Linked DNA regions of Homo sapiens: region 2 is linked to region 1. A link is an interaction called in ENCODE POLR2A ChIA-PET data of the cell type or tissue named here. Cell type or tissue: OCI-LY7. All regions are shown on one strand. Links, peaks and the distances in the headings refer to the core of each region. The heading gives the core; the rest is flanking DNA.

Region 1 (11,705 bases), core at 3,837-7,836:
AAAATATTAGCCAGGCGCTGTAGCAGGCACCTGTAGTCCCAGCTGCTAGGGAGGCTGAGGTGGGAGGATCGCCCAGGAGGTTGAGGCTGCAGTGAACCGTGACTGTGTCACTGCACTCCAGCCTGGTTGACAAAGTGAGATTGTGTCTCAAAAAAGAAACAAAGAAAAACAACAAATGCTTTTTTCTGAACGGACACATTTTGCTCTGTTGGTTCTGAAATGAGCCAAGAACATTATATAGTATTTGTTGTTGTTATTAAACAGTATCATCTAGAAAACACAAAAGCCTAATTATATTTTCTTGGCCACTGTAAAAATGGAATACTGTAAAGATATATGATTGGCTAGTTAGCCAATATTTATTAATACCAAATATAAGAAAACAGAATAAATATTATGATAACTGTCAAAAGTTTTTTGTCCTACCAGTTCATGGGCCATATATAAAAAAAACACTCCTGACACTTTACCAGTGAGGCCTTCCCACACCTAGCACCTCACTGCGGTCACCATAACGACTTCTAAACTTTACGAGTGGGTTTTATAAGTTACTTTATTTTCAATACCTAAGGGCTGTTTAAACTTTTTCTCATTATCAAATTTACTTTTTTGCGGTAAGCGGCACTTTGATGTACATCAAACTCTCTTGTAAAAGAAAAAAATGTTTTTTCCCTCATCTGGTAACAGTAGAATGGGGAAAGTGGCAGGTACTTCAGTTTTGCTTTTTTTTTAAATTACATTTCCCCTACTCCTACTCTTTAGAATATTCTAAAGATGGACAAAATCCTCCCCCGACACAAAGGTTTTGTCTTCAATTACCGTAGCATTATCTATGTTGACACACAGCAACAGAAAAAACAATACGGACAGGTGCCTTCCCTCTTGCCATTCTTCTACCCTGTGTATGAATCCACTCGACGTCAAAGTTGGGAGTTAGTCCATCCATGGCCAGTACTGACCAAAGAAAGGGGGTACAACAAGTAGAAGTTGGTAAATGATGATGATTTTCTCCCCTCACTGGCATCTCTTCATCTAACTCCTGTTGGGGATTTCACGGCACTTTGTGCCTCCACTTCAGACACTCTTCACAGTTGCACCTTACTCTTGATGACTGTCAGCTTCTCCCGTGGCCTAGCTCTTTGGTGAGACGGTCAGGACTTCCTCAAGCCCCCAAGGCTCACATACTTTCCACCACACGACGCTGCCTCATGTTCCACCCTGAAACCATCTCACTTTCTCATGGCAGCCTTATCTGGAGGGACTATGCAAATGCACAAATTGCTGTTTTATCCCTTCTGTTATCATCACTGATCCACGCAGCATCTCACTTTCTTTCACTTTACACTCTGACTGTATTCAGTAGTGACACATTTCACAACTTAATGAACGCCCCTAGATCTTCCGAAAAGCCATCATGCTCACCCAACAGTGGGAGCTGCTCTCCACAGACCACACATACCCACAAAGGAGGATCAGTCTTTAGTAGAGGTGAACACTTAACCCTCATTACCCTAGTAAGATTAGTACTCCTCATCTGAATGCAAGATTCCAGTCCCTCCTTTAAAAAAATCACCCATGGGCTAATATTTGGGTATGTTACAGGAAGTGGGACTCAAGATTTAAACCTACTAACATCAATGAGGACATCCAGGGACCTCTCCACTCACAGTAGTGACTGACTAAGCACCCTACCAACTTTCCCTTCCCATGGTACTGCTCCATCTCAGGGCAGTTTCACAAGACTATTATGACAGATCACAAATGCAGAATACCTTGATGTCAGCAAAGCACCTGATAGTCACTCAAAAACATATCCAAGCAAGATGGGAAACCCTGGTCCAAGTGATAATTCACTTTAGTGGCCTCAGTGACTGAATGGCCATACCCAAAGACACTAACATCACAGAAGAACAACACTGACCTGGAGAGAGGTCCTTGGAACAGGGCTTTGCACATTTGTCCCTGGTCAATGTTTTCATCAAGATGTGCTTATAGCAGTCACAAATAATTCACAGTTGAAAGGAGATAGTTAATTAATTGGACGACAGAATAGAGATTTTAAAAGACTTAAATAGGTTAGAATGACAGCCACAACTGACCAAAAGAACACCATCTTCCTCTCCAAATTAACAGATAAAATCTTGCTTTCAATTGTAAATAATCTATGGTATGTGTGGATAGGATGGTGTTATCACTTGCCTCACGTTCAGTTGTTTACTGAATGGAAACAACTCATCCTGTTTACAAGTTCTGCCAGTGATCCTGTCTCCAGACTCTGGGTGGGTATGGCTTTCAGCCACAGACATTCAGAATCATATCAATTTTACGATTCTGACTTCAGACCGGGGCTTCCTTTTACTCTGGGCTCAAGTATCTGTCTTGGGGCCTACCTCATTTCAGTAGTTGACTCTATAACTCATTCTTTTGGACTCAGCTCTTTGCATTAGCTTCTGAACTGAAGTCCCTGCACATCTGCATGCCTCTCATCTGGCTCTACGACATGCCCAGCCATACATTTCTGCTGCCAAACTTCTGTCCATCTAGACAGCCACCTATAGAAGAGTTTCCTCTGTACTATGTCTTACCAGATTATCCAAACTGCCTTCTGTTTACTCTGCTGCTGGTACCATTCCCATGAGCATGCCCCAGCTCATGGATCTGTTTGTTCTCTAGATCCCTATCTGGTCTATATTCTGGATCCCAAGCTATACCATCCAGCTACTGACAGAAATCCAGATCTCCTATGTAGCATGGGGAAAGGAGATGAGTTTAAAGCAATTCATACTTAAGAAGTCCTAAGGATTTTTATCACACATAAGCTCAATGCAAGCTGAAGATATGATAAAGTGACTCGATGAGAGATGTAATATTGGTCTGCATCAGTATAGCCTATACTGATGCAGAAAATGTGCACCTAAGGAGACCTGATAGTAACCTCTTACTCTACACTGGTCAAACCATCTTGTAAGTACCGTGTTCATGTCCAAGAGCCATGTTTTCAAAAAGACAGTGATATAAAGGCAATGTATCCAGGAGGAAGTGACCAGAATGACGGGATTCCTGACACCAGCTAATGCAAGAAAGTTATAAGAACTAGGGCTCTTGGACTAGGAAAAAAGGATTTTTCAGGGGTTGGGTTTTCAGGTACTGAAGGGCTCTCAAATGGAAGATGACCTAGAGGCTTGTATCACCAGAGACAGCTTGGGGGTCTGCAGGAACAAAGCGGAAGGTGTGGGCTAGTGTAATAAGTGCTTGTCCCATCTCTGCTCCAGACTCGGGTGACCCTACATCTCTAGCCCCAGTTTCCCCCAAAGACTGAGAGGGTATGATTTCCAAGGCCTCTTCCCAGCTTTCAGAGCCCATAATTCCTCTTCTTTACATAAACCTCAATCTGAGAAAGAAGACAGGCGTGGCCTTGCCCGCTCTGGGGACTGGAGAAGAGACTAGTTCTTAGATCTTCCAAGTGGCCCCTTCTAAGAAAATTAAACTGACTGAAGTAATGAGTGAAACAAGGGGTTGCAAGCTTTATGTTTCGATAAATGAAAATTACAGAAATTCCCAAATTGAGGTATGTTAGGCAGAAAATGCCCCCCAAAAGGTATTCACTTCCTAATCCCTTTACCTTATATGGCAAAGATGTGATAAAGTTAAGGATTTGAGAGGAAGAGCTTATTCTGGATTATGCAGCAGGCTCTAAAAGCCATCCCAGGTATCCTTATAAGAGGGCTGCAGAGGAAGACACACAGATGAGAAGGCAATGTGAGGGCAGAGGCAGAGACTGGAGTGATGTGGCCACAAGTCAAGAACACTTGCAGCCACTAGAAGCTGGAAAGACAGGAAACAGATTCTCTCCATCTCTGAAGGTATCGTGGCCCTGCTGACACCTTGCTATTGGACTTCTGACCTCTTAAAACTGTGGGGGAATAAATCTCTGTTGTTTTTAGCCATCAAGTTTGTGGTAATTTGTGACGGCAGGCACAGCAAGCTAACAAAGAAGGTTTTCTGCTCAAATAAAATTTTGTTGTGGGCTAAAAGTGGGCAGTAATAACCTTTTAAAGGAAAAGCTTAAATTTTTATGTATTTTTATGGCCTATACAACACCACTCTTAGAAAACTGCAGCTCTGCTCTTAAAAGTATTTAGGGGCACTGACAAAAGCATCTTTTCAGCCATTCTTCACATATATTTTATTAATAATCTTTCCTTCACATGCAATTTCAGCAGATAATAAGTCTATGCAAGGCAGACAACCAAATGATTCCAACTTCTACACAGCAGGCCTGGCTGCAGTGAAACAAATTATGCAGTATCTCATGGCTACAGGAGAAAGCCTCGGTGTAAAAACAAATGGTACAAAGTATGTAGGTGAGAGCTCGTCTTGTCTCTCCATTGTAACGTGGGCAGCATTTCTCCCCACTCTCTCCTGGCAACATCCAGCTTTTGTCATAGGGAATGATGAATGCTACTCAGATGAAGAATATACGAAATGATCCCCAAGTCTGGGAACCAGCAGTGGAAAGAAAATGAGTGTCTCATGGGCTTCCCCCACTCCCACTGCCTGCAGATGCCACCCCTGGAAGTCATTTTCACGCTTTCACAGGGCGACCACCTTGCAGGGCCAGGTCAGGTTAAAGAGGTGATTCTCTTTTCAAGGTTTCCAATTGTTCCTTGATAAAAACATCATTACTACTTTTAAAACCACAAATAAGGGAGAAAGACCTTTTAAATTCAGTGAAGAGAAAATGAAAGATGTGTAAAAAAATACCAGTTAAATTACATGAGGCTGATAATGATGGCTTCAGGACAAGAGAGCATCCACAGTGGAGGAGAAAGAGAAGGGTGCTTCAAGTCTGAGATATAGTTTTGGATCTTGCTGCTTCCTAGATGTTAGTCCTTGGGCAATTCATTCCCCTTTGGCTGAGCTTTATTTTCCTCACATACAACGTGGGGCAACCGAATAAGATAACATGTGGCCTAAAACAGTGGTTGGCCTACCAGTGTTCGTTAATGTGTAAAGAATGAATGAACTGTTCTATATCCAGGACTAAACAAGGAACCCTCAATTTTTCAACTCTTTCCTTGAATCACGCTGAAAATATTGTTATCTGCAGTTGTTCTAGATCAGTTATCAATATCCTCCTAAATTTAGAATGTCTAGGAAGAGGGATTTTTTTTTTTTTTTGGAAATTCAAATTGGCAGAGGGTAGGTATATTTTTCTTCTTAGACAGCACCGCTTAGTTTTACAATCCAGGGATTTACATAAAAGAAAGCTGGTCAGTTATTACGCATGATACATAACAACTATTTTTGGGCCAAGACTAACAATGATTGCCTTTGAGTCTAAAACAGAATTCTAAGCATGTCCCTTCCTCCTAAACACACACACACACACACACACACCCATGCATGCATTCTTGCTCTTTCTCTCCCTGCCCGCAAGTCAAAGCCACTTCCTTTTCCTGGTCCCCAGTCGCCAGAAAAGTGGGTTGTGTGAAACGTGACCCTTACTCAGTTATACACTGAGGCTGGGTCACTCCGTTGCCTGATCACCAGCAGAATGGGTCAATCTGTGTGTGAGGTTGAGAAAGGTAAATGAAGAATGTAGGCCACTTTGGCCTCCTATAGTTTCTGAGGCTGGCAGCCTGTAGTACATGTATCAGGGAGGGCCTGAGGAACAATTCCCGTCTGCACATAGGAACTGCCCTGTCCAGTGTCCATGGGTTCAGAGGCACCAGAAGCACCTGAGTCCTGCCCCTGCAACCCGCCCATGCCCACTCAGGAAGCAATGGCTCCCACAAATGGCAGGGAGTTGTGCTTATGCTATTCTTCCCTTCCTCTTCTTCACTCTCTCCCTCACCTCCCTTAAGCAACCAGTACACGCATTTGCGCGGTACACCCCAAAGCCAATGTCCCCCTATTCACACTGGAGACACATCCTCATGTCACCCCAGCAACCAGCACTGTGAGGCCTTTGGATACCCCATGTAAACACTGCTGGCCTCTGACCCCGGAAATCTTATTCTTCCCACAAAAGAAAAAACTTGTATGAATTAATTTTCCCACCTCTTAACCAGCTGCATAGAAATCATGCGGACATGGCTTTAAAGCTGGATTCCTGATGCGGCCTCAAATTTCTAACCCTCGATTACTTAGAATTAGATTTTCCCCCCACAAGACAATTATCCCCACACTAAGAATCTAGGAGGTTTTTTATCATTTCTCTTGGGACTTATTAAAACCAAAGAAACACTGAAAAATGGAGCAACTTCCATGTACATTCTACATTAACAGACCAACACATTTCAAAGAACTCACTCACTCAGAGGAAAAGTAAACAATTCTAAGGCAGGAGGTAATTTTTCTTTTTACTTTTCTTTTTGAATGACAATTTTTGTTTCGGAAGGCCTCTGTGTCTATCAAATAGGCAGTAGTGTTTGTGGCCATATTTGTGGCCTGAACGCAGCTGTCTAAACCCTGCAAACAGTTGGAATGACACTGCAGGAATTCTCGGTCTCACTGAAACTGCAGAAATGGCAGGGGCCTCTCTCATGGCAGGCACTGAAATACCTTTAATCACACCAGACAAAGGCCATCCAGGATGCACGGAAACCAAACCTCTCTCCTCAGCCCTTTGAGAGTAGTTGAAGTGGATATTATTTTAATCAAATCCTTTTAAATCACTAAATAGGATGACTCCATTTAATTAGCTTTTTACACAAAAAGCACATTTTTGTTCTGATACAACTTGATTACATATTTTTCAATTTTTAAATGGGTATGGGTTTCACTTTTTAAAAATACACTTTATACACTTAAAGCAATGATATCTGGAACTGTAACCCTCAAGAATTCTAAAAGATTCTGTGGAAAAGAAAATATTTGCTTTAATGTTTCCCTTGTGCACTACTGCGTCCCCCTCTTTTATCTTTGAACTCTCTTTGCTTGCCCAGATTAGTTCAATTTTAAGAATGATCTGTTCATTTGTCTGCTTGAAACTTTGTACTTTTGGGGAGCAAGTCAAGGAATGATGGTCTTATCGCCACATAATGCTATTAACAAGCATGGTTTCCACTCATTCATGCCTGCTCAATTTTTTAAGAGGGCCTACTATGAGTTAGGCACTAGGCTTGGCACAGATAAGGATTCTGAGCTGATAAAGCCTGCAGTTCCACAGTGAACACTGCTGTCAGACAGTCACTGCACAGATAACTATGCAACCACAATGACAGCTTTGAAGCGGCCGTGGCGATAGGGCAACCCCATCCAGCCTGGGCCTTTAGGGGAGTGTCAAGGAAGAGCTCTCTAAAAAGTAACAAATGCCGCTTTCTTAGAACTTACGAAACTTAAAAAAAAATAAGGCACACAAACATATTGTCTCAAATATTATATAAACTCCAAAGTAAGGTGGGGTATGGGAAGGGGAAAGCTCTGAGCCCAGACAGATCTGAGTAGAATCCTTACTATAACTACAGCACCTTGAGCCTCTCATAGCTCCCTCACAGGACTGCTGTCACAGTGAAGTGTAACATAGATGATATAAAGCACTCTGCATAGCAGAAGTTCAATAAACCATAGATATTAATTAATACAGAATTTATGCTAACTTGTCTTTGAGCTTTAGCATGTCAAAATAAAGCTAATTTTCCACTTCTGTCTTTACAAAAACGTTCAACTAAAAGAGGAAACTTAAAAATCCACATGAAGAACAAACACTGTAACTTTGGCAATTTTTCTCCACTGGAGTTGGCCAACAGGTATCATTTACTTATACAACAGATGCACATCCTATATTAGATTCTTCTGGATAGGTAAACACAGACAAAAAGAAAAGTTGATAGATCCGTGTTCAACAGTGTTCTACCAGCAACAGAAAAAGGTTCTGAAAGTGGAACTTCTAGAATAGAGCTTTTAAAACAGCAAACTCCCCTAAGGCAATGATTGTTTTTCAGGTCATCAACTACTTGACTGAGGAGAGGGTGCAGGCAGAGCCTTTCAGAGGTGCCTCAGACTCACTCCATCCAAGCAGCATTTCTACCCGTTTAGCTTCTCTTAATCTGGATTCCCTGTGCACTTACAGACATCCACACCACGGGTCAGTCACCCGTGTTCACTCTTTTGTTAGACACTCATTGCTCCTTCAGTCCCAATCCATAACTGGTCTTACCTGGCATTCTTTAGACTGGTGGCCAACAGCCCTTTTTCCATTTTAATTCAAGACCCAAGTCAGAAAACAAAAACAAAAACAAAATGTATTTGGTTTGTGTTTTTCAATTTAAAAGCGAGTAATTTTACTTGGTCCTGTGAAAGGGACCACTTTACTGATAAGAAAAATGAAACTTGGGGAGGAGAAATGATTTTTCTAAGGTCTAACAGGAAGTTAACAGCAGAAGTGAAGCAAAATTGAACACATTCCATTCAGTGCCCCCCACACCCCACTAACTGAGCCCTGCTGTTTGCCCGGCATGGGGCCAGGACTGGGAACCCAGATGAATGGACTTCCCCCTCCTGTGGCTGCAGGATTCACTGCCTGAGTTGGACAGGGGAGGGCAAGTCCTGCAGTCTGGGGCAAATGCCAGGCATTTCTTTGGGCTCCAAGGCACAATACTGCCCTGAGGGGGCTCCTGGCACCCATAGGCTCTTGCCTGCTGTGGACCTGGCCTAGTCCAGAAGGGTCACAGTATACTGACCTCCCATAGGCGACAGTCTTTGCCAATCCCTGGCTTCCACAGCCAAAACCTGAGTGCATGCGGATTCTAAAAAGGCTCCTTCTGCCTTGTCCTAACTAGAGCTGTGTTATTTCCCCAAGTTGCCCTGGTTTGTATGAGCTGAAAAGCCCGTGACTAGCAGTAGATCACAGGCCATCCTGCAGAAGCTAGGTGCCTGCATGGGGTCAAAGGTCAGGAGTTACTCACAATTGTTCTGGAACAATGTTTCAGATAGTATACTTCCCTAACTTAGAGACAAACGAGCTGCATTCAGAATGGCTCTAGTTCAGAAAGAAAAGCCTCTCTTGCACTCAAATCAAGATGAGAAATAACCCCAAGTCATTCTCAGATGATGAAGGGGCAGCCCCCAAGTGGCCAGGGAATTGAGGAACATAACTCAGAACAGCTGAAAAGTTACACCCAAGGCAATGTGGTTGGGCAGAGTAGTGGGGGCCGAAAAGGACGCCTGGGTGGCTAGCGAGAGCTGCGACGTCCAGCCTTTCAGTGGGGGAACTCAAGGCACCTGGGGAGGCAGAGAGACGTACAGGCAGAGAAGGCTCAGCAAACATTCAGAGAAAGAATGCATTCACAGCTCCTCACACCCACTCCATCATGGAGTTTTTCTGGATAGCTCAGCCCTCAGTCAGAGCTTCCAAGCCCCTTCTGCACAGCTCTCAGATTGTACCATCATTACCTGAGTACTTGTCAGTCACATTCACTTTTGTCTCAAGAGAGTCCAGCATGATGTCTAACACCCAGTAGGAACCAAAAAAATGTTACATTAATGAAAGAATGACCTGCTACACAGTGGCTGCAATTCAAAGATACGGCTCAGGCAGAGGTGAGCAGCAGCCATCTGAGAGTGGAGGAAAAACAACAATGAATGGACTGAAAACGACCTCCTTGACCAGCCTGAGGATAGGCGCTCCCCATTCCTCCCCAGCCTGAAGGCTCCTCAGCCATGGGACAGCTGTTCCATTCTATTTCTGGGGTGGGAGCCATAACTTATAGTCAAAACATATGTTCCCATAAATTACCAGAATTGAGTGTTACAACTAAGGGAAGGGAGAAAATAGTGGGTCCACCAAAGGAGGTAAGGTTTTCTTTCTATTTCACAAACCAGTTCCTTCTCCAACTCGACCTCTCTCTTAGAAATCTATGGACTCAGAATTACAATCCCAAATTAAAAGTGGACTTCATCCTAGGTTCCAACAGGAAGCCCTTTATAATTCACAAGGCACTTGCTCTCAGTGCAAAACTTGCCAACTTACTTTTTCCACGTTTAGATCAGCATCCTGCTTCTTCAAAAAAACTGTAGAAGAAGAAAAAAAAAAGTGAGACATCAAAAGAGAACCAAGTACTCTCTGCCTACAAACCACCCACAAAGCACCACCATAGAATTTCCATTTGTTGCAGACAATCAATTTGCCCACAAATTTTTTATCATTCACACAATTGTTGCTAAGTCACAGTTGCCACAAACACCTGTCTGAAACTGCAAAGACCTGGCCTTGTACCACCAAAGGAAGCCAGCATGAGATTTTAACTTTCTGGAATCAGGAAAGATAAGGATAGAGGCCTTGTGTGTACACACACACATACACACACACACACAAACACAAACACAAACACACTTCCCTTTTTCAGAGTCTCTACAAGTCATCAATGGTTGGGGCACAATTAAAACTGAGTCTTCCAAGGTCTTACTCAATTTACCTCTTGGATTAAAACACCCCCAGCACCCAGCCCATACCTTCCCCACTTCCTATCTGACTGTGGGTGGGCCCCGCTGTCAAAAAAAGCATTTTGGGGATGGCCCCTGGTTCCCAGCAGCTGGGGTTCCCCTCTGCAGGAGGTTTGCCAACCCAGCAGCCTGCATCATCTTGTCCATGGAACTCCAGCCCCGGGACTACCTTAGAACCTTGTGCCAAGCCCCTGGCGAGGCTGAGTGCTGGTTCTGATGACACCCATGCATGCTTCACATTAATCTTTAAAGTGCCAGGAGCAGGATGGCAGCTTTCCAGTTTGCTCACACGCTGTGCCTACAACTGGCCAATATTATGGTACTTCATTTATTATCTGCAATTTTAGCTGTTTGAATAAAGCTGCAGTTTTAATAAAGTGTCTAAAGAGAACAATAAAAATAGTTGAATGGAATTATGTTTACAACAATATGTTAGGGCAGAGAGCTTTGAGTTAAGAAATATGAAAAAAGGCAGGAACAATTTTTCCTATCTTGTAGAGACTCTTAAGCTTTTCAATGTGACTCTTAGTATCTTTCTTCCTGATCCACGATTTAAAACACCCCCATGATAAGTTATTATTCCCATCAAAACCATCCCCCACCACACACACACACAAGAATTTTTGCACTGTTTGGAAAGATGTATAATTAACAGTAACATCTTTGTTTTGTTTAATCAAAGATGACTCGGAATGAAGGAAAGAAAAAATGACCATGAGGAAGAGAATTTGAAACTCATATATTGTTCTCTGCAGATGGGCATTCAAATCATGAACTCACTGGAGATGAGCAAGAGAACCACCATGGAGGTGAGAGAGAATGTGCTAATAAGCATGCCATTGCAGCTCATGCCTTAGCAACCCATATCATCTCACCTCTTCCTGGGTTCTGAGACATGCTGTCCTGTCCTACGGAGAAACCGCCAGGCAATAGATGCCTTTTCTTTTGGCTAACCCACTAGGGATCTAGACACTGCTAAGCTGTAAAAAATGAGAATTATTTGTCCAGAAATTTTAACTTGCTTCCCTATAATCAGAAGAGAATAAATCAATACTATGAGAACTCTTCACAAAAGGGAACATGTATAGAGTGGAACTTTGCCTTCTATTCTTGAACACTTCTGCAGAGGCTCAGAAAAGTTGTTGCTCTGATTCACAGGTCACAATAAGGAGATTTCTATTTACAAGGTGGAAGACTTTTTCATCAGCCTTAGAAAGAGCACTTGGAGAATCATTACCATTTCCAAAGTAGGGAAG
Region 2 (11,705 bases), core at 5,217-9,216, 85 kb after region 1:
TCCTTCCCACTGGGTTTAAGGCTAGTACAGACACTTGGGCACCTTGTGCCTGGCCCCATTGGTGTCCCCTGTGAGGGCTGGTGAGGGCCGATGGGCACCCTGGCCTGGCTGGGTTCTCTTTGCTGATTGATAGCTGGCTGTGTGGAAGATGACCTGAGTTCACAGAAGCTGGCCTAGCCCCTGCTCAGGTGTGAGCCAAGGATGTTGAGGCTGTTTCCTGCTGTGGGGAAGGTGCAGGGGCTGAGCAGAAGCTGGCCCTTAATGTAGAAGAGGCTGCATCCTTCATTCCATGCCCTCCGCTTGCAGTCATTTTCCTTTCTTTGCCCATGTCCAAGTCCCTCTTGGACAGAAAAATGCCTGGGGACACTCTGTTGGATTCCAGTAACTGACAGGCCAGCCAGAACTCAGAGCCTCCCTTCCCTCCAGTGCCCTTGAGGGTCAGGCTGCCATCCTGTATGTCCTTTCTCTGGACAATCGGGCCACCCACTCTGCCCCTGACTTCCAGAGTCATTCCTGGGAATCCACCCACCTCGCAGAGGGGAAGCTACTCTTAGGAAGTCCAAGATGACTTTCTGTCATTTTTCTTCCTGCAAAAGTAGAAAAACCATTACGGATTTGATCTCTGTGGGCACGCTATTAAATGTTTAAAAAGTCAGCCACACAAACAAATGAAAAGATCGTTGTTTATGCGCAGCCCACAGCAATTCATCATGGTCTAGAGGAGCGGGCCTGGATTCGGGGTCAGGGGAGCTGGGTTCACCAGTCTGCCCTGTTGCCTGCTGCGTGAGAGGTCTTGGTTAGGAAAGTCACTGAACCTCAGTCTTTTCATTTGTTAAGTGGTGCATGGTGGGGAGGGGAGGATAGGAGAATACCTACCTCAGAGATAAGTATTTTATTGAGCTATAAAATTAAATCAACCAAAATCAGTAGCTGTTTGTATATTTTTGACAGTTTAATGTAGCCCCAGAATTTAACCTGTATCATAGAAGGGAGGGGAAAGGGAGCCCCCAGAAAGAATCTGAAAATGTCTAGAATGAGCTTTTCCTCAGGTTCAAACAATACATTCTAACCTATTATGAACCTGCTTGGTGGTTTTAAGTTTTGCAGCGGTAACTTACCCTCTCTCCTTCTTTTCAAGTCTTGCCTCTTATTCCCACCCACCCCTCCCCAGCCATCTGTCCTTTTGTTCATCCTTAGAGTCCAGAGGCGCCATCTGGTTCTCTCCTGGATGGCCTGGGGGTGTCAGATGCCAGGAAAAGACAGAAGGGTCCTGAACTGCAGTGTCTCCTCAGGGGGCAGAATCCACAAAATCATCAGCCTTTCACCACCTGGGTGAACAATGCTGTATGTTTTTCCCTTAGGTTACTGTGTCAAAACAACTGTCTGACCCAGGTGAGAAAGTGGGGAGGAGGAAAGGTGCATCTTGTGGCATGAACATTCAGTCCACAGCTGCAGTCAAGTTGGGGGTGGGGTGGGGTCTGTTACACTTAGGGGAGGAGCATCTCATTAGGCGTATGGGGGCTTGGTTTTAGGATCAACTACTGCAATGATTCCATTGCTTTGGAAAGGGTCACTTTGAAATTTAGTTGTTGAAGTCAGATGTGCAAATAAGTTTAGAAATATCCATCACCAACCAAATAGGAAGACTTCTAAAATCCTTTTACTCTCTTGGTCAATGGTCTCCGAGCCATACTTGATCATTCATTCATTTGTTTATAAGTGCCTGCCACTGTAGGCCCCTGCCCAGGACTGCATCCTTTGGATCAGGCCCTGAATATCCATGAGCCCAGCCAGATGTTGGATTCCTTACGGCTGCTGGTCACCAGCTTATTTGGAAGCCTGGTTAAAAGCACTACGTCTTCAAAGCTTTTCCCCGCTCTGAGATAATTGCCTGCCTATCACCTGATGAAAACCCAAACTTGTTTCATTTTGTGTTAGTAAGAACTAGCTACTGGTAAGCACTTATTTAGTTGTATAACTGCTTTTCAATTTTGCATTTAAATTCTGAGAGTCCCTTAGATTCTATCATTCGGAAACCTGACTCTAAAAATACCAAATTATAAAGAAATTATGGCACAATAAGTATTTTAATCACTTTTTATAGCTTGCAATCAAGTTGACAAATACAAAAATTACTTGAGTATTATATTTAAAAACATCCTGTAATGAGTGCTCTTGTTTTCCATGTTCTTGGAATATGATGAGTTTTGCTCTGCATGCTGCTTAACGATAAAGGAATATGAGAAGAGTGGTATCTTCTAGCCAAACAACCTTTCATTTCTTTATTTAAAAAGCCCTCTTGATGGGTTTGTACCTTCTCAAAGTAACTTTCAGCAGTGTTCTCTTATGAAGCTTACTTTCTTAATCATAATGTAATTCCATAGGAACCTTACAGGTGTCTGTCTTCAGAGCATAGAGCAGTGTCTGGCATATAGGTATCACTCAATTAAAATAGAATGGATAAATGAATGCAACATACATAGAAGCAAGTGGGAATCAAGATAAGCAATTAAGAATTCTCAATATCCAACAATCAACATGACTTATGTGGGATTACAGAGCTGACTGAAAAAGATCCTATCTATTCCTTTGTTATTAAGTCTTTGGCAGAGCTGTAAGGTGATTAAGGAAGCCCTCCCCCATCCATCTCTGTCACAACAAGAAATGCATTGGGGGATAAATGGCCATTTATCTGTGGGATTGTAACCCAAGCCATTACCTTTTCCCTAACTTCCATTAATTTATCTTCTCTACACCTTAATAAAAACAGATTTAGATGTTCAATGAGAATGCTTAAATATTCCAGAGGGCAACTTGTCACCATAATTTCCAAGGTTGTAAAAAAACACTGTATTTTTAGTTTATTAGTTTGCAGTTCAGTGAAATTATCTGCCATTGATGACATCAGACTTTTGGGAGGTCTGTGGCCACAGTTTAATTTGAAAGTTACAGTTAGAATCTGATGAAATCACAGTGGGTGTTGCAAGAGACACCCTTGCAGAAATTTGAAGATTATCCTGAAACTGCTTAGTGTAGTCTTTTAAATAAGTATTCCCATGTGCTGTTCATGAATTATAATTAGCATGGGTGTTTTGTCATACTGTAAGCATTGTCAATGGCTTCTGTAAATATGCCTTTGCTTTATAATTACTTCATGTAACTGAACACCAGCCACAAATATGGTCATCCTTAATCACCTTACAGCTCTGCCAAGGACTTAATAACAAAGGAATAGATAGGATCTTTTTCAGTCAGCTCTGTAATCCCACATAAGTCATGTTGATTGTGGGATATTGAGAATTCTTAATTGCTTATCTCGATTCCTACTTGCTTCTATGTATGTTGCATTCATTTATTCATTCTATTTTTATTAAGTGATACCTATATGCCAGACACTGCTCTATGCTCTGAAACAGGCAGAAGTGTCAGAAAACAGTTTACCCAATGTTTTCCATCCAAATCCAATTAACCAATATTCCCAATTTGGAGCAACTCAAGACGAGCCATATATCATTGAGGTGGAGCTGGCAAGCAATCTTGTGTGTTTGTTACTCTAAAAGTTAACTTCATTTAATTGTGGGAGATAACTCTTGGAAATTTATTTTAAAAGGAAAAAAATGATGTTTCTTTCAGCTGAGGATAAAATAACATGTTGTGAAATGTTTTGCAAAGTCTAAGATGCCACAGAAAGGTATAAAACTTTTTGTTGTTGTTCATCAACATGAAGATGCTCTGATTTTTGCTTTCTTCTGACTTTGATTTGATTTTTTTCAGAGATCAATATAGGGGACACAATTTTGGAAAGTGACATATGGGTGAAAGTGAATCTGCACGAACAGAACCTGATCATGGTGGGACCTTTTACCTTGCCTTCCTTCCTTGGACAATTTTGGTCTCATTCTCATTTACTTTCCTCAGAGAGACTATTTAAAGGGAAACTATAACTACTTGCCTCAAACCATCACTGTGAAATAGACACTGGCAATTCTATAGTGTTTGGTTCCAATAAGACAAAAATAAACACAAATTACATCCATTTAACTTTTATTTTAAATCATCTGCTGGGATTCTGGTCTTCTTCTAGCAACATAATTGTGTATCAGTTAACAATCCAAGTTAGGAAGATTATAGGTATAATTTAAGGCAATAAAATGACTGGGGAACATTTTCTATAATTGTCAATTGAAATGAAATCTTTAGAAACAGCTGAATGACTTTTGGCAAAGTTAAGCCTTGGCCAAACCAGCTGAAGATGATTGGTGATGTATCTAGCTCTCCAGATCATGTGTCACATTCTGGGCTCTGACTGTTGATTGATAATGTGTCAATTATCTATCTGTTTAGCTACTCTAGTTTAGCTTACCTATCTACCTTTCTGATACTCCAAGATATTGGTTGGTATTGTCTGTTTCATTTAGGATACAGGTTTGGCTGCAAGTGACAGAGACCCAAAATCAAATGGCCTTAAATAAAGATAGTTAATTTTTCTTTCATATCAGAGTTCAAGATGGTTTAAGAACTCTGTTTTACTAAGTCATCAGGGACTTTTGCTTCCTCCTCATAGTCCGAGATAACTTACCTCCAGCTCTAGATTCCACCAGCACAGAGGAAGAAAGTGAAGTGAAGGGCCTGCCCTATCACTTCAAAAGCACATCCTGAAAGTTGTACACCTCACTACTGCTCGTATCCCATCAGCTGTAAGTAGATCACATTGTCATACCCAGATGCAAGGGAGCTAAAAAATATTTTCTCTATTTTGGTTGGCTGTGTGCTCAGATAAACAAACAGATTTTCTATTACTGCAGAAAGAGGGGAGAATAGATATTAGGAAGTGACTAGCGGTTTTTGGCTAAATATTGTATTAAACACCCACTCATCCTCAAGATCAATGCTTCAATTCTACATACTAGTGGTTTTCAAAGTGTGGTCTCTGGACTAGAAGCATCAGAATCACCTGAGAACTTGAAAAAAATTCAGATTCTTCCAACCTCCCCACCCTGCTGAATCAGCTCCTGAATCAAAAACTCAAATGGGCCAGGCATGGTGGCTTATGCCTATAATCTAAAACTTTGAGAGGCCGAGGTAGGACGATCACTTGAGCCCAGGAGTTCAAGACCAGACTGGGCAACATAGTGAGTCCCCCATTTCTGCAAAAAATTTTAAAAATTAGCTGGGCATGGCCGTATTTGCCTATAGTGCCAGCTACTTGGGAAGCTGAGGCAGGAGGATTGCTTGAGCCCAGGAGTTTGATGCTGCAATGAGCTATGGTTGCACCACTGCACTCCAGCCTGGCTGACAAAGTGAGACCCTGTCTCTTAAAAACAAGCAAATGAAAAAAGAAACTCTGGAAGTGGAACCCAGCAAGGTGAGTTTTCACAAGCCCTCCAGGTGCTTCTGATGCCTGCTAAAGTTTGAGAACCACTGGTCTAGTAGAGAATGCTTTTCTAAGCAGCTAGATGGGAGGCTGGGCATTAGAGGAGGAAATGAGTCAGGAAGGCCCAGAAGCAGTCAGCTCCTCACCCTTGACTGCTGTGGTCCTTGTAAAGTCACTCCCTTACTAAATTCCTCTTCCAGAGGTTCTCCTGGGTGGCCCAGCAGCCAAGGCCATGTTGTTTGGTGGGAAGATTGTGGGATTATGAGTGGCCTTCCCCAGCAGCATACTTCATCCTTTTGTGACCTATTTTTTTCTGTTATATAAAATGAATTGGAGGGAGGGAGGGAGGGCAAATGACCTTGATGATCTCCTCCAGCCCTGCCACCTGAGAGTTCTGTGCCCTGCTGACTCCCTGGAGTCATGGTTTTGTCCTTCCCCACCAGCAGCAGAGATGCTGTAGTTGGGAGCTTAAAAGAAAAGACCCCAGAGTCAAACAGAGTTTGGGTTTGAACCAAGGCTCACTTGCTAGATGCATGACCTTTGGTAAGTTGCCTAATTTCTCTGGGTCTCAATTTCTTCACCTATAAAGTAAGGATAATAAAGTCATCCTCACTGGACTGTTTGGGGAATTAATGAGGTGCATGTATGTGTGTAAAACACATAGCATAGTGCCTGGCATGAAGTAAATGCTAAGTAAATGCAGCTATTGCCATGTTGCATTTTGTAGTTCATTGGGACACACATCATTTGGACAACTGTTTCTTTCCACATACCTATCTTTATTGACCCTCATATAAAGATAGGCCATGTATTTATTTTCTCTTTTGTGAGGTCTTACAAACCTCAGTCAAGAGAGACAAAGTTGGTACATAATTTTTCTGGAAATCTCAAGCCATCCTGACATAGAAAAAGGCACAACTCCATTCATAATGCTACCTCACTCACACATCTCACTTGAGCCTTCTGCATAAGGGAAAGGCAGCTTTATTCCTATTTTCCAGGTAAGGAAACAAAAGCTTAGGAAGATCAGGTATCGGAAACAGTATTACCCAACAACTCAATGGGGAACCTGGACTCAGACACTCATGTCTGAGTTAGATGTCTCCACAGAAACCAAGGTTTAGCTATCTTGTAAAAAATCTGTTCTTGGCTGGGTGCGGTGGCTCATGCCTGTAATCCCAGCACTTTGGGAGGCCAAAGCGGGCAGATCACCTGAGGTCAGGAGTTCGAGACCACCTTGGCCAACATGGTGAAACCCCGTCTCTATTAAAAATACAAAAAATTAGCTGGGCATGGTGGCAGGCACCTGTAATCCCAGCTACTCAGGAGGCCGAGGCAGGAGAATTGCTTGAATCCAGGAGGCAGAGGTTGCAGTGAGCCGAGATTGAGTCACGGCACTCCAGCCTGGGCGACTGAGTGAAACTCCGTCTCAGGGAAAAAAAAAAAAAATCTGTTCTTTTCTGTTCCTCCCAATAGCCTATAAACTCCTTGCATCTCCCAGTCCTCACATTACCTTTGGATCTCCAGCACCTAGTCTGGCAGCTGGCACAGAGTGATGCTAAACAAATGTTTGCTGAATGACAAATGAAGGAAAGAAATAAAGCCTTTGGATTCTCTGCGTTCTATGCATGACTTCTCTTTTGCAAGTGTTTGGAATCATGGCACCAATTTTATTGATGGAAAAGCTTCCTCTTCTGCCCCTGGGAACAAGGCTCAGCCTGCTCGTCACTGGTCCATTGCTTGCCAGCATGGAATGGTAGATGTGGCAAGGCAGGTATCTAATTCTCCACTGCCTTCCCTCCTCCTCCCTTCTTCTGGGGCTCCCCTGGCCCAGCTGTTCCCTTACGGTCCTAGAGTTATTTTTATAGGTGCTCTGCAGAGCAGATGTCCCTGAATGGGCATCCAGCTTCTCTTACTATAATGCCTTTTACTGAAACAGCTAATTACACTGCTGACATCCCTCGACCCCAAATATGGGGGGAGGGAAAAGATGAATCAATGTAATGGGAGAATTCTGCCTCTCAGACCTCACACTCTCTCTCTCCCCTTCACCCCCATAGATTACCCACTCCCACCCCTCACTGTCAACATTGGTGTCTGTCAGCTGGTGGTTAGACACTTGAACAGACTTTGCCAATTACAGAAGTCACACCTCTTGGTTGGCAGGCGCACGCTATTGTGCCTGGGTTCCCAACAGGGAGCCATATAGCTTTTGGGCAAAGGACGTGCCAGGAAGGAATAAGAGAGTGCCCCTGAGGGCAAACTGGCTTCAGGTGGGAGGCCCCGTCTGAAAGCTACTCTCAGGTAGACACACGATGAGCTGTCGTTTTATGTGGGTTTGATTTGGAGCTATTGTTGCTCCACTCCAAATCATCTTGATTTATTCAGGGGGAGGGTACTCTGAGTGTGTCTTGGCAGCATTAAGACCCTTCTGTTGTTCTTTTGTTCCTTATTACTCCTCCCCTCCTTCTCCCCCCTTTTTGGTGAACTCTGAGTTTTGCTGTTTTATACTGAGAAACCGAGCAGGGGAAGTAACAGTAGCAACTCCTTTGCAGTTCCGAGGGGCTTAGCAAAGCCCTCTCATATCACGATATCATTTGATCTCCAGGACAATTATGAATGAAGTCACAAGAATAGGTGGTGGTGTTTTCATTTTAAGGATAAAGACACTGAATTCCAGGAGGATTAAGGGACTGGTCTTCTACATGGTGGAGAAAAAAAAAATGGATTGAGAATTTGACTATTAATCCCGGCAGTCCACAGGCTGTCTGCATGTCTTGGATTACTCAATTACCTCTTTGTCACTGATTTTCCTATCTGCAATTCCAGGGATCTTGTAGTCTTGTTGGACTTCAAGAGTCTTTACTTCCAAGTTCATTTAGTTTACAGTGACCCAAATGAGATTAGATCACCATGAGACCAAGTCCTACCACAGAAATTGGTCCTTAAATGACCTCATCTTTTCATTTTAATTTTAATGACAAATTACAAACACACATAAAAGATAAGGGAGAAAAGTAAAAGGAACCCCCAGTGCTGTCAATCAGCTTTGACACTGATCATTTCACCTATCTTGTTTCCTCTAAACTTCTTTTAAAAAATCCGCAGTATTTTCTTTTTTAACATTTTATTTTACAACATTTTTAAAATTTGATAAATAAAATTATATACAGTTAATATGTACAGCATACATATTTGAAATACGTGAAATAACTATGTGAAGTTAATGCACATGTTAATTAGCTCAAGCTAATCTTTGGAAAGGTTTCCACCATGCGGAAAGGTTAATTTGAGCTAATTAATATGTGTATTGCCTCACATAGTTATTTTTTGTAGTGACAACACTTAAAATCTACTCTTTTAGCATTCTTCAGGAATACAATATATTGTTATTAACTTAGTCACCATTTTGTACAATAGATCTCTTGAAATTACTCTTCCTATCTAGCTGAAATTTTGTAATCTTTGAACACTATCTCCCCGACCCCCCTCCCCTTGGTGATCACCATTCAAATCTGCAGTATTTTAAAGTAAATCCAAGCTATCACATTACTTCACCAATACAAAGTACAGTATGCATCTTTACACAATAGGGATGTTTATTATTATTATTATTTTTTAAATTATACTTTAAGTTCTGTGCAGCACGTGCAGGTTTGTTACATAGGTACACATGTGCAGAAAGTTCAGGTTTGTTACATAGGTATACACGTGCCATGGTAGTTTGCTGCACCCAACAACTTGTCACCTACATTAGGTATTTCTCCTAATGTTATCCCTCCCCTAGCCCCCCACCCCCCGACAGGCCCCAGTGTGTGATGTTCCCCTCCCTGTGTCTACGTGTTTTCATTGTTCAGCTCCCACTTATGAGTGAGAACATGCGGTGTTTGGTTTTCTGTTCCTGTGTTAGTTTGCTAAGAATGGTGGTTTCCAGCTTCATCCATGTTCCCCACAAGGGACATGAACTCATCCTTTTTTATGGCTGCATAATATTTCAAGGTGTATATGTGCCACGTTTTCTTTATCCAGTATATCATTGATAGGCATTTTGGTTGGTTCCAAGTCTTTGCTATTGTGAATAGTGCTGCAATAAACATACGTGTGCATATGTCTTTATAGTAGAATGATTTATTATCCTTTGGGTATATACCCAGTAATGAGATTGCTGGGTCAAATGGTATTTCTGGTTCTAGATCTTGAGGAATCACCACACTGTCTTCCACAATGGTTGAACTAATTTATATTCCTACCAACAGTGTAAAAGCATTCCTGTTTCTCCACATCCTCTCCAGCATCTGTTTCCTGACTTTTTAATGATGGCCATTCTAACTGGTGTGAGATGGTATCTCATTATGGTTTTGATTTGCATTTCTCTAATGACCAGTGATGATGAGCTTTGTTTCATGTGTTTGTTGTCCACATAAATGTCTTCTTTTGAGAAGTATCTGTTCATATCCTTTGCCCACTTTCTGATGGGGTTTTTTTCTTGTAAATTTGTTTAAGTTCCTTGTAGATTCTGGATATTAGCCCTTTGTCAGATGGATAGATTGCAAAATTTTTCTCCCATTCTGTAGGTTGCCTGTTCACTCTGATGATAGTTACTTTTGCTGTGCAGAAGCTCTTTAGTTTAATTAAATCCCATGTATCAATTTTGGCTTTTGTTGCCATTGCTTTTGGTGTTTTAGACATGAAGTCTTTGCCCATGCCTATGTCCTGAATGGTATTGCCTAGATTTTCTTCTATGGTTTTTATGGTTTTAGGTCTTACATTTAAGTCTTTAATCCATCTTGAGTTAATTGTTGTATATGGTGTAAGGAAAGGGCCCAGTTTCAGTTTTCTACATATGGCTAGCCAGTTTTCCCAACACCATTTATTAAATAGGGAATAATTTCCCCATTGCTTGTTTTTGCCAGGTTTGTCAAAGATCAGATGGTTGTAGATGTGTGGTGTTATTTCTGAGGCCTCTGTTCTGTTCCATTGGTCTATATATCTGTTTAGTACCACTACCATGCTATTTTGGTTACTGTATCATTGTAGCATAGTTTGAAGTCAGGTAGTGTGATGCCTCCAGCTTTGTTCTTTTTGCTTAGGATTATCTTGGCCATACGAGCTCTTTTTGTTTCCATATGAAATTTGAAGTAATTTTTTCTAATTCTATGGAGAAAGTCAATGGTAGCTTAGTGGGGATAGCATTGAATCTATAAATTACTTTGGACAGTATGGCCATTTTCATGATAGTGATTCTTCCTATGCATGAGCATGGAATTTTTTTCCATTTGATTGTGTCCTCTCTTATTTCCTTGAGCAGTGGTTTGTAGTTCTTCTTGAAGAGGTCCTTCACATCCCTTGTAAGTTTTATTCCTAGGTATTTTATTCTCTTTATAGCAATTGTGAATGGGAGTTCACTCATGATTTGGCTCTCTGTTTGTCTCTTATTGGTGTATAGGAATGCTTGTGATTTTTTGCACATTGATTTTGTATGCTGAGACTTTGCTGAAGTTCCTTATCAGCTTAAGGAGATTTGGGGCTGGGACGATGGGGTTTTCTAAATATACAATCATGTCATCTGCAAACAGAGGCAATTTGACTTCCTCTCTTCCTATTTGAATACCTGTTATTTCTTTCTCTTGCCTGATTGCTCTGGCCATAACTTCCAATACTATGTTGAATAGGAGTGGTGAGAGAGGGCATCCTTGTCTTGTGCTGGTTTTCAAAGGGAATGCTTCCAGCTTTTGCCCATTCAGCATGATATTGGCTGTGGGTTTGTCATAAATAGCTCTTATTGAGATACATTCCATCAATACCTAGTTTATTGAGAGTTTTTTGCATGAAGGGGTTTGAATTTTATTGAAGGCCTTTTCTGCATCTATTGAGATATTAATGTGGTTTTTGTCATTGGTTCTGTTTATGTCATGGATGATGTTTATTGATTTGCATATGTTGAAGCAGCATTGCATCCCAGGGATGAAGCCGAACTGATCATGGTGGATAAGCTTTTTGATGTGCTGCTGGAATTGGTTTGCCAGTATTTTATTGAGGATTTTCACATTGATATTCATCAGGGATATTGGCCTGAAATTTTCTTTTTTTGTTGTGTCTCTGCCAGGTTTTGGTATCAGAATGATGCTGGCCTCATAAAATGAGTTAGAGAGGAGTCCCTCTTTTTCTATTGTTTGGAATGGTTTCAGAAGTAATGGCACCAGCTCCTCTTCGTACCTCTAATAGAATTTGGCTGTGAATCCATCTGGTCCTGGGGTTTTTTTGGTTGGTAGGCTATTAATTACTGCCTCAATTTCAGAACTTGTTATTGGTCTATTCAGGGATTCGACTT

The links. ChIA-PET counts read pairs that join two places held together with the same protein. Peaks named below come from ENCODE experiments on the same cell type or tissue, not always from the same donor. Only the 100,000 strongest peaks of a DNase experiment are listed, where the experiment ranks them.
Region 2: POLR2A ChIA-PET joins it to region 1 with 5 read pairs; 2 of 35 experiments call an interaction of 5 or more read pairs at or near these places.

What each region holds. Positions count from the first base shown.
Region 1 is chr6:111,836,613-111,848,317 of GRCh38, forward strand. FYN (FYN proto-oncogene, Src family tyrosine kinase) reads right to left here. Exons shown (of 14, transcript NM_002037.5): 2 at 9,977-10,017. Among named protein-coding and RNA genes, the nearest start is that of FYN, 31 kb to the right of the region's middle. RefSeq lists enhancers at 1,310-1,399, 6,289-6,398. In OCI-LY7, for the core only: no CTCF peak of the experiment used is centred there; a DNase peak (open chromatin) is centred at 5,399.
Region 2 is chr6:111,919,995-111,931,699 of GRCh38, forward strand. No RefSeq gene overlaps it. Among named protein-coding and RNA genes, the nearest start is that of LINC02527, 16 kb to the left of the region's middle. In OCI-LY7, for the core only: no CTCF peak of the experiment used is centred there; no DNase peak of the experiment used is centred there.